4 separate regions of the Homo sapiens genome follow, and all the other regions are linked to region 1. A link is a contact called in ENCODE Hi-C or POLR2A ChIA-PET data. All regions are on one chromosome and are shown on one strand. Each heading gives the region's core, a stretch centred on a gene start or an enhancer-like site at or near the end of the contact. The rest is flanking DNA. Distances are from core to core; before and after follow the strand shown. Region 1 has its middle 18 kb from the start of MIR6728. Region 2 overlaps RERE (arginine-glutamic acid dipeptide repeats). Region 3 overlaps RERE (arginine-glutamic acid dipeptide repeats). Region 4 overlaps RERE (arginine-glutamic acid dipeptide repeats).

Evidence for each region. A loop is a pair of places that touch in the nucleus more often than their neighbours do. ChIA-PET counts read pairs that join two places held with the same protein, here RNA polymerase II (POLR2A). Pooled maps may share reads with other maps.
Region 2: a loop to region 1 is called in a map with no recorded cell type, with 9 times the contacts of the local background. The contact joins two enhancer-like sites. A Hi-C loop is called at or near these places in 1 of 37 single-sample maps with no recorded cell type and 3 of 50 pooled maps. POLR2A ChIA-PET finds 5 or more read pairs at or near these places in 4 of 52 experiments (GM12878, MCF 10A, T-cell and 1 more).
Region 3: a pooled map shows a loop between it and region 1 (3-fold over the local background). The contact joins two enhancer-like sites. A Hi-C loop is called at or near these places in 2 of 50 pooled maps. POLR2A ChIA-PET finds 5 or more read pairs at or near these places in 2 of 52 experiments (T-cell and activated naive CD4-positive, alpha-beta T cell).
Region 4: a loop to region 1 is called in a pooled map, with 3 times the contacts of the local background. The contact joins two enhancer-like sites. A Hi-C loop is called at or near these places in 2 of 50 pooled maps. POLR2A ChIA-PET finds 5 or more read pairs at or near these places in 2 of 52 experiments (MCF 10A and activated T-cell).

The regions. Positions count from the first base shown.
Region 1 is chr1:8,847,722-8,850,421 of GRCh38, reverse strand. No RefSeq gene overlaps it. Among named protein-coding and RNA genes, the nearest start is that of MIR6728, 18 kb to the left of the region's middle. Within about 2 kb of position 1,446, at least 16 of the 41 ENCODE cell types and tissues checked have a DNase peak (open chromatin) inside an H3K27ac peak, as active enhancers do.
Region 2 is chr1:8,628,539-8,631,238 of GRCh38, reverse strand. The region is part of intron 2 of RERE (arginine-glutamic acid dipeptide repeats); the gene reads left to right. Among named protein-coding and RNA genes, the nearest start is that of SNORD128, 130 kb to the right of the region's middle. RefSeq lists an enhancer at 1,300-1,419. Within about 2 kb of position 1,323, at least 7 of the 41 ENCODE cell types and tissues checked have a DNase peak (open chromatin) inside an H3K27ac peak, as active enhancers do.
Region 3 is chr1:8,602,543-8,605,242 of GRCh38, reverse strand. The region is part of intron 4 of RERE (arginine-glutamic acid dipeptide repeats); the gene reads left to right. Among named protein-coding and RNA genes, the nearest start is that of SNORD128, 110 kb to the right of the region's middle. RefSeq lists enhancers at 714-853, 1,164-1,263. Within about 2 kb of position 1,267, at least 5 of the 41 ENCODE cell types and tissues checked have a DNase peak (open chromatin) inside an H3K27ac peak, as active enhancers do.
Region 4 is chr1:8,647,842-8,650,541 of GRCh38, reverse strand. All of the region lies in intron 2 of RERE (arginine-glutamic acid dipeptide repeats), which reads left to right. Among named protein-coding and RNA genes, the nearest start is that of SNORD128, 150 kb to the right of the region's middle. Within about 2 kb of position 1,346, at least 2 of the 41 ENCODE cell types and tissues checked have a DNase peak (open chromatin) inside an H3K27ac peak, as active enhancers do.

The DNA of each region.
Region 1 (2,700 bases), core at 197-2,696:
TGCCCAGGCTGGTCTTGAGCCCAGCTTGAGCGCAAGCCATCCTCCTGCCTTGGCCTCCCAAGGTGCTAGGATTACAGGCGTGAGCCACCATGCCCAGCCAATAGTGTCCTTTGATGCACAAGAGTGTTTACTTCTGATGAGGTCCACTTTGTCTATTTTGTTGTTGCTGCTGTGCTTTTGGTATTGTATTTAAGAAACCATTGCCTAATCCAAGCTCCAAAAGATTTGCACCTGTTAATTCCTTCTAAGAGTCTAATAGTTTTAGGTCTTTCATTTAGGTCTATGAGCCATTTGAGTTCATTTTTATATAAGGTTGCATGTGGATATCCAGTTGTCCCAGTACCGTTTGTTGAAAAGGTGTCTTTTTTTTTTTTAAAGCGTCTTTAAAAAAAAAAGTCTAAGTCTTAACTGCCAACAGATCACCTTAAAAACTGCTGAAGGACGGGCACAGTGGCTCACGCCTGTAATCCCAGCACTTTGGGAGGCTGAGGTGGGCGGGTCACCTGAGGTCAGAAGTTTGAAACCAGCCTGGCCAACATGGTGAAACCCCGTCTCTACTAAAAATACAAAAATTAGCTGGGTGTGGTGGCGCACACCTGTAATCCCCAGCTACTTAGGAGTCTGAGGCACGAGAATCACCTGAACCCGGGAAGCAGCGGTTGCAGCGAGCAGAGATCGCACCATTGCACTCCATTGCACTCCAGCCTGGGTGACAGAGTGAGACTCTGTCTCAAAAAAAAGCGAAACAACCAAAAACACTGTTGAAAATGTGGTGTTTTCAGACAGTGTGCTCAGAGGTCGTGGCCACTCCCAGTACACACCCACCCCCAGCTGTCCTTCTTGTTATTATTAAGAAAGAGCGCCGCTGTGCAGTTAGCACTGTTAAAACTGCTGCCTTCACTGAGCTTACACCAGGCTAGGCTAGGACTGGGAAAATTGAAGCTCTAGGTCGGCCAGTGTACAACCAGGACTCCTGGCCAGAACATACAATGCCTGAGGGCTGAGGGCCACGGGGCTGGAGAGGAGCTCTTCTGTACCGGGGGGGGTTGGAGGGGGTTAATCCTTCCCCCAACCTTCTGCAGGTGCAGCTCAGCTTTCCCTGCCATGAGAGCAGGGCGCCCCTGCATCCGCCTGCTAGGGGTGCGGTGAGACACAATATGTAAGGAGCCCTGGTCAGGGCCCTCATCCTGGCTACTCCTCCTGGCTACTCTATTTATTTATTTATTTATTTATTTATTTCTGCATATGAAAGCCAGGTCACAGCTACTCTTTAACTGTGCAGAAGGTCAGCTGGTGGTCCAGGTCCAGACGCGCCCAGGAGCTTCCTTCAGCCGCCAGGGGGCGCAGTGGGGCTGCCCCAAGACCCTGGGCCTCCGTGGCCTCCCCTAGCTGCTGGCTCTGCACGCTGCCTGGCTGGGCTGGCTGCCATCCCAGCCCTTCCTTCTCTCCAGCCCCAGCTGGCTGGCGCAGGTTTACTGTTGCAAGTGGACTGTACCCTGTGGCTCACAGGGACTCAGAGCCAGAGTGAAGCCAGCCCAGAGCTCTGGGCAAAGCTCGGTGAGATGAATGGAGCTGTCACTGGATAAAGGGAGATTCCCGGACAGCACATCCTTGTCAACACTCTCTCCTGTGTCACCGCAGATGCTGGGACGAGGCACAGCAGAGGCCATGGGACCTGGTCAAAGCGAGACTTCTTCCTTGGCCCATTTTGATTTCTTTTTTGTTGTCGTCGTTGAGACAGAGTCTAGCTTTGTCGCCCAGGCTGGAGTGCAGTGGCGTGATCTCAGCACACTGCAACCTTTACATCCTGGATTCAAGTGATTCTCCTGCCTCAGCCTCCCGAGTAGCTGGGATTACAGGTGCCTGCCATCATGCCCAGCTAATTTTTGTATTTTTAGTAGAGACGGGGTTTCACCATGTTGGCCAGGCTGGTCTCGAACTCCTGACTTCAGGTGATCCACTCGCCTTGGCCTCCCAAAGTGCTGGGATTACAGGCATGAGCCACTGCGCCCGGCCTCCCACTTTGATTTCTGAACCTTTTGGGTAACATCTCCTTCCCTCACATTTCTTGTGTGTTGAGGTCTTTTGTTCAGGCTTTCAGTGGATGAAAGGACAGAGGAGGAAACAGCTGTGGGAAGAGCAGCTGCTGTGCCTCCCTGCCTCTCTGCTTGGCCACAGCTCCCCTCCCTCTCTGGCTGCCCTAGCACTGAACTCTGATCTTCAGCAGTGAGACCTAGTACCTGCCTCCGCCTCACTGGGAAGCAAAGCCGCAGAGCAGGTGCAGCTGTGTGTGGCATGGCCAGCCACAAGCCAGAAAAACCAGCAAACCAGGGCCGGGAACAATACTTCCTGGGACCAGCCCCGGGGACCACTTTGGAAATGAGCATGGCAGAGGCAGCCACAGGGTGAGTACCCAAGTTCACGTGCACCTGCTTTAAAGGGAACCAGTGGGTTCTATGCCAAGTGCTCATATGGAGGGCATCTGTGGTCAGGCTGCAACTTCAGGGGAGAATTTCCACAGGTGTCCTGCACTGATTTCTGTCATTCCAAGTGACAGCACCTGTTTGAGGGAGTGCTCTAGGGCCATTCGGGGAGAATCAGTGACTCCACACAAGGCAGGGGCCCTGGGTGCCTGGTCTGGGGAAGGGCAGCCCGAGGCGGGGTCGGGAGTGATCAGATCCTTGGGTCTCTCCTCTTGGT
Region 2 (2,700 bases), core at 74-2,573, 220 kb after region 1:
AAAGTTGGGAAGATAATTATCTGAGATCAGTTTTTAAGTTTTCAATACATTGGGAGATTTCCTGACTTTTAAAGGAGAAAAGAGAAATGTAGGAATTTTCAACAAAATCCCTTTTAGTTTATTATGACCTGTTCCCCTCAACTTGTTTGTTCTCATTATTTAACTGTCCTTGTTAGCAATGAGGATAAAGACAGATGAATGTTTGCTAGAAATATTTAGTGTTCTGTGTTTAGTGAGGCTTTCTTTGTAGCACTACTTGGGAATCTATAGACATTTCAATACATGGAATGTAATTATTATGTTTAAAAAAGAGGGGAACAAAGATATATGTTATCTGGGATCTTTTCCCACCAAGTTTAGAATCCTTAAGATGATGCAGCTGATTTTGATAACAGTTGATAAACAGAGTAAGGGTAAGGACTGGGAAGGCTTCATTTATGGAGGTGCACTTTTCCCAATTTTTGTTTCCTTTTCCATGTATGTATGTGTGTATATATGTACGTATGTATGTATGACTGAGTGACAGGGTCTCACTCTGTCACCTAGATTGGAGTACAGTGGCTGGATCATAGCTCACTGCAGCTTTGAACTCCAGGGCTCCAGTGATGCTGTCACCTGAGCTTCCTGAGCAGCAGTCCTTTTCCCTTTTAAATTCTCCAGTGTTACAGTCAATATGAGTACCCCTCACAGCAAAAGATTCTGGCAGGAAACTAAAGTAGGTTACCTGGCAATCGAGTTATTTCCTAAAGAAGTATTAGAATACAGCATTTGTTTTGTTCATATTGATAGAGCGTAGCAACTTTCTTGCTAGGATCTCTCTCTTCTTTTTTTTTTAAACCATGTCTCTGTTTAGTTTGTTTGTTCCTCATATAATTTTTGAGTGTTTACTATGAAGAACAGTGCATTGTTTATAGAGTTGAGGAATGGTGATGGGTTTGGCTGTTTTATGGTTTGGGAGACTAGAACTGGGAGGGTTTGTTGGAGGACATGCAGTATGCCAGAGACTCTGGATTGGAATTTGGGTACCGGGATTTCAGCGTTGTTTCCAGCATGCACACACACATAACATATACACTCTTTGTGTGTCTTGGAAAATGGAGGACATCTGTTTTAACTGTAGAGAGATACTTGTGGATTTTTTATTCTGCAATATTAGACCAACATACTGTACCTCATTGACTGTTACCTCCAAGCATTGAGGGTGGAGGAGTCATGTAGAGGAGAAACAGAAAGCAGAAGAGCGGTGCAGTCCTGAGAGTCAACTTCCCATTTCACCGCTGTGCCACCCAGCTTGGTCTCTGAGAAATCTCTTTGTGAGAAAGTCTTTGTTCATGCGTGCTTTTTACAATGGGGTTTTCTATTGGAAATTATATCAGAGTGGCACTGCCATGCTTTGCAAAGGGATGAGAAGGTATTTCAAAGATTAATAGGCGGAGACACATTGATGGAAAGGAAAATTCTTTATGAGGTGGAGCAGTGGCTGAGCATTGCCTATATATGTTGTGACCACAGTTTTAGTACTGGCGTGTGTGGCACTGCTTGCTAAATTAGTGGGTGAGGTAAGTGTCCACTCTGCTCTGTAGGAGGCTGTCAGAAAAGATGCTGACAGGTTCTTTGTGTTTCATAATGACACACTGCCTAATGCTTCAGACTGAGATTTTTACCCTTGAGGGGACTGTGCTTTTGCTATATTTACATAAACCTGCTGATTTGCTGAGGGTTGAAAAAGCAGAGAGGGCCTTCTTTGCCTTGAGAATCTGCCTTCACGTTTTGGCTGACTTCCTTCCCCAGCTTAGCAAATGCTCTGTTGTTTACAGATGGCACAATAGATCTTTGGACATGAAGCTATGCTGAGGTTGTGAGAAACAGCCAGAAATACCTCTGTTCAGTATCATTGCCCAAATTACGGATTTTGTTGCTCCCTGTTCACAAGGATTTGAGGTCACTTAATCCTGTGATCCATTCCCAGACAGAGGTTAGGTGTTAAGAGAGTAGGTCTCAACCTAGACCCATGGTTTCATTTCTAGACATCCCTAGTAAAGACACATTAGTTATCATGTGTTGTTTGGACTAATTGATATTGATGGTAATAGCCTCACTCATTTTTCTGGCCCATTACAGGCATGCTGATTTGAAGATTTAAAAAATATATATACTTGCCCTGCCAAAACCGTTTGCTCAATTCTGGTAAATACGTGTTTTTACATGGGTGATTCTGAAGATGTGCATTATGCATTTGGTGGATCACATCAGCTTTGTGCAGTTCTTTCAGAACTGCTAGCTTTCTAATAAAAAAAGAAGTATATGCAGTGCTTGGGGGCCGTGGGAGATTTTCAGATTGAGAATCATTGATCCTACTGACTAAAACCAATTTTATAACCAGCTTCAGACATCCCATGCACTCATAAATTGCATGAAAATCTTGCCAAATCATTTTGGCTTTAAAAGATTACTGGGCATATATTCCAACTGAGATTTTAACATTGCTCTTGACTACGTTCTTATCTTTCCCTTTTCAAATAAAGCACTTTATTTTTGTGCTATAAACATTTATATAAATTATTTTCTTAAATAGCTGCTTGATTAATGAGCCAAGGGGAAATGCTTTTTATATGAGAATTTGGCTTTAATTGAACCTTGTTTTGAATATTTTTAAGAGTAATATAAAGTAGAATTTTTTTCTGTGAGACTTGAATTCTA
Region 3 (2,700 bases), core at 18-2,517, 240 kb after region 1:
GAGAATTGCTTGAATCAGGGAGGTGGAGGTTGCAGTGAGATCATGCCATCGCACCCCAACCTGGGCGACAGAGCGAGACTCCGTCTTGCGGGAAAAAAAAGAAAAAAGTTGGGAAAGAGTTGATTTGTCCTGTTTTTCAAGGGAATAACTGTAGATTTCACTTTACTGAAATTAGTTAGAGACATTGTTATATTGACTGACAAGAGATTTCGTGGTACAATTTCCCACTGATCCATTAGGATTACAAAAAATTATCAGCTGTATGGGTGGCAAACACTTTTCTTCAGATTTTTCTTCAGTAAGATAAACCTCAATTCCAAGCATCACAGATTTTCTTGAAGCAGAAACTGTGCCTTACAAAAGTTTAGCACAGAAGCAGATGTTTTATGTAGTAGTGGAAGGGTTTAGAAATTGTTGTGTGGTCAGTTGTTTGGACTTCAGAATGCATTTCTCTATAAACATAAACAGGTTTTTTTTTGGCAAGTTCGTAAATGCTAGTTTGAATTTGTAATGTAGAGAAATACAGAAAGATCGTTCCTTTATTGCCCACCTTACAGATATGTGGACTTCCTTCCTTCCTTCCTTCCTTCCTTCCTTCCTTCCTTCCTTCCTTCCTTCCTCCCTCCCTCCCTCCCTCCCTCCCTTCCTTCCTTCCTTCCTTCCTTCTTTTTTTAAACTCCTCAGCTTGCTATTGACTGGTACCTCCTCTTCCCCCACAACAAAACAAAACTGAAAACCAGCCGACCTCCTCTGTGTGGAGATGGAGCTCTGCCTCTGCCCTCCTTTCAGAGGCCTCTGCCTCATCCTTTTCCATTTCCTATCCCACCTCTACCTCTTAACACGTCTCAGCCTGCTGTCTATTCTTTTTAGTTTTTGTTTTTAACTTTCTATTTGAAAATAATTTCAGACTTACAGAGAAGTTGAAAGAGTAGTTCAGGGAACTGCAGTATACCCTTCCCCCAGATCATGGAGGTAGTTAAAAAACCTCACGTTTTTACTGTTAAAATCATAGTATCGGTTTGAATCATGTTGGTTACCCATTGACTAGTTGTACGATCAGGTGACTTAATCTTTCAGAGTCCCACTGTCTTCACATGTAAGATGAGAATACTGATTCATTTGTTCCAGAGTCAAACCCAGGAATCCATACTCCTTTGAAGCACTTCTCAGGAGATTCTGATGGATGGCCAGCATTAGCAAATGAAGGCTTGTCCCCAACTCCAGTAACTAGTGTAAAAGTAGATCTGATCTTGTCCTTTGCAGCATGTGGAACTTCTTCTTTTTTCTTTTCTTTTTTTTTTTTTGAGACAGGGTCTCGCTTTGTCACCCACCTAGAGTACAGTGGCATGTTCAGGGCTCACTACAGCCTCGGCCTCTCTGTCTCAACCTCCTGAGTAGCTGGGACTACAGGCACGGGCCACCATGCCCTGCTAATTTTAAAATTTTTTGTAAAGACAGGGTCTCCTCCTTATGTTGCTTACGTTGAGGATGTGGAACTTCTGATGCAGTTCCAGGGTCTTTCATGTTTTTGAAACTTGAGTATGTTTACTTCAAAAATAGTTTTTGTGTTCTTCTATATTACTTAATTTCCTCCCTTCCCCAATACACAAATTAGGTATAATTTGTGTGCTTATATCCCTAATGCAGCTATAAAAGGCAGTTTATAAATTAATTTCAAACCAAACTACAAAACCAATAAAGTTCTGACTACCAACATTAATTTAATAGACTGGGCGATGATGTTGTGAAATAAGTAGCCGCTTGTGATGTAACTGTTACTGCTTCCTTATGGCCCATGTTCTTGGATGCTGGGATGGTGCCTGGTTTGTGTAGACGGCTGGATTCCTTGTAATGACTCGGTTTTCCTGTTGCTTTTCTTTCAGTTATTGCCACTCAGAAACCATCAGTGTAAATACAGCTTGCCATGAAGTGACTTTGCCTTTGTTTGGCATAAATGTGCCCTTGGCACATTGAGGCCATCTTGTTTATTTACCAGCTTGTGATAATTATGGTAGTACTACTTAGTTATATGTAAACTTAGAGCCAAAATCTTGTGCCTCTGAACTCTATTAATGAAGTTGTAAAACATGTAATTCCAAAAATGGATGTTAAAAATATTAAGGTATACATTGAAATGAAAAATAAAAGTGAGCCTCTCCTCTCCACCTCCCACTTCCAGTCATCTCTCGCTTCTGCCTGAGAGGCACTGTCAGCCAGCATCATTCTCACATCATGCCTCTGTACGTGTCTGTCCTCTTAGCTAGATTAAGAGAAGGGGCTGTGTTTCATTCACCTTTTTGTCCCCAGTGTCTGGAACAGCTCCTGGTTCAGAGAAATTGCCCCCTATCCATTGTATTGATAGTTTGTTTTAATTACAAGACAGAAAAGTCAGATTGATTTTTTTTTTAATCAGATGAAGAAATATTTCTTTTAAACCAATAAATTAAATGCATGGGACTGTTAACACAAAGGATAGCACTTAATACTGTCAAGAGAAAGATTGGCCAATACTAGCCAGAAAAATCTGCTGTGTGTAAGTTTTTTGGTTTTGTTTTTGTTTTTTAAAACGGAAGTGACTGTTGGGTGTCTCTCCACCTTGCTTTCTACCTCCCTTGTAAAGGAGAGGGGCACGAAACCAAACAAGTATTCCTGGCTATAGTTTTAGTAATTTTAGTGGGTAGACATCGGTATATAGCTCAA
Region 4 (2,700 bases), core at 97-2,596, 200 kb after region 1:
ATCCACCCACCTTGGCCTCCCAAAGTGCTGGGATTACAGACGTGAACCACCGCTTCCAAGTGAATAGATCTTTAATACTCATTTATTTCTATGGGATATAAAGCACAAATTAAGATTTTTCAAATATTTATTGCTTTCTACATCTCTGAATTGGTTTTACTACTCAGAATAAGTATAAATTATAGGGACCTCTCGAAATGTCACTGAGAATGAGCATAGCAGGGATACTTTGAGGATAAAGGTAGGCTTTCATATAATCATACTTTTCTGTCCCAAGCTATATTTAAATTGTTTAGTGTTTAGAAGCATGTGATCTTATGGAGAAATTAAATATTATTTAGAATTTATCACTACGGTTTAATCTCATGCGTTGTCACAACCAGGTCTTTTTCACCTTTGCTGCTAAACTCTGGGATTACCTTAATTTTGTCCTTAGGAGCTCAGCATAATAGATTTTGTTACTTACACTGCCCATGTTCCCGCCTGCCTCGGGGCCTTTGCACTTGCTCTTCTCGTCTCGGTAACACACTTAATTCTTATCTTTTCTTAAGCTCTGCCACCCCAGTGTCACTGCCTTTCTCCCAGGTTAGTCAAATACATTTCCTTAATAAATACTGTTATAGCCTTTTTTGTATCTTTTCTTCTAGCACTTAGAACAGTAATAATTTTATTAGGATTAATAAGTCTCCCTTCTCCAAAAAAACAGCAATTCTTATTTTCCCCCACTCATCATTGAATTCCTGCCATCTACTGACAATAGTGTACACATAGTGTGTATTCCATAATATATATACATTTTTTTTTTTTTTTTTGAGACGGAGTCTTGCCCTGTCATGCAGGCTGGAGTGCAGTGGTGCAATCTCAGCTCACTGCAACCTCCGCCTCCTGGGTTCAAGTGATTCTCCTGCCTCATCTTCGAGAGTAGCTGGGATTACAGGCGTGTGACACCACGCCCGGCTAATTTTTGTGTTTTTAGTAGAGTCAGGGTTTCACCATGTTGGCCAGGCTGGTCTCGAACTCCTGACCTCAAGTGATCTGCCCACCTCGGCCTCCCAAACTGCTGGGATTACAGGTGAGAGCCACCGCGCCCAGCCTGTATTCCATAATATTTGTTGAATAAAGAAATTTCTAGAAACATTAAAAAAAATTATTGACTCATTGATGATGTTAAAATTAGAATAAGACTTCTGGAAGTCTGTTTTGTATTACTTCCCAATGAATGATTTAACAGACTTGTTTAAAAATAAAACCAAAACAAAAACCTTGTGGGGCTCTATTGTATATTGTCCTTGAGTCAGATCTAACTTCTTTGTTGTCTGTCAGCCATTACTCCTGTTTTGAGATGACTGTCACGGTAACAAATTGATTTATTACACAGCTGTGTGCAGCCAGATTTTCCTTCTGGGCTTCTTTAGCATAGGATATTGATTTCTGGAGTTTGCTGTAGGTGGCATATTAATTTCTTTCTACTGTTTTCAGTTAGGTTCTAGGAAATTTGATTCCTTTATTTCTGGTGTAGGTAGAACTGGTTAAAAAACTAACTTCATATTATTGTGAGATTTTTTTTTTTATTTTGGCATATTGGTATTGCTTGCTATTTGGATAATGAAATGTATTTTTTTTTTCAAAAGTATGTATTAATTTTTTAACATTTTGTCATATTAACTGATAATTTTGTTTGATTGTCCTATTTACCCTATAGTCCTAGAATATGTGTTCCTTCTACTTTCATGAACATAGTGCAAAACATGTATTTATGTATATAAGTTTGTGGTTTGTGAAATCTTAGGTGATGCAAAATATTTGACCATTTTATTTGACAATTTTGAGGAAAAATGCCCTGGAAACTAGAATTGTTTACTTTGATCACTTAAGTGTTATTTTCTTTTGATGCAAATGGAATTTAAGCTGGAAAAAATTCAAACTAGGCAAAATGAAACCTGAGGATCTAGTTTGAATAAAAATGGAATATACGTTATTTCTAAAACCTATTTAAAGTAAATGACTATAGGTCAGGTGCAGTGGCTCACGTCTGTAATTCCAGAACTTTGGGAGGTGGAGGTAGGTAGGTAGATTGAGCCCAGGAGTTCAAGACCAGCTTGGGCAACATGGCGAAACCTTGTCTCTACTCAAAATACAAAAGTTAGCCGGGCTTGGTGGTGTGCTCCTGTAGTCCCAGCTACTTGGGAGGCTGAGGTGGGAGGATCCCTTAAGCATGGAAGGTTGAGGCTGCAGTGAGCAGTGATTGCACCACTGCACTGCAGCCTGGGTTACAGAGTGAGACCCCATCGCAAAAACAGGTAAATGATTTCAACATGAAACATGATGTTGAGTGGACACAGAAGAGCATAATACTGTATAATTCCTTTTATAGAAAATTTTAAAACAGCCACAACTAATCTTTGGTGTTTGAAGTCAGGAGAGAGATTGCCCTATGGGTACAGGGAACAGAACATTAAGGGGACCCCCAGGTTCTGGCCATGTTACGTTTTATGGTACTGGTTACATGGACTTGTTCTGTGAAAATTTACTGCATTTTGCACTTCTCTGTATATGTATTACACTTCAGTAAAAGTTTGCCTTAAAAGAAAAAGTAAAGATAACATGCAACTATTTTCTAAATGGAAAATTTCCATTCAATCAAGTTACTGTTTAAAGTGGGGAGGGAGTCCCCGATATTTTAACAAATGGTCCTAACAT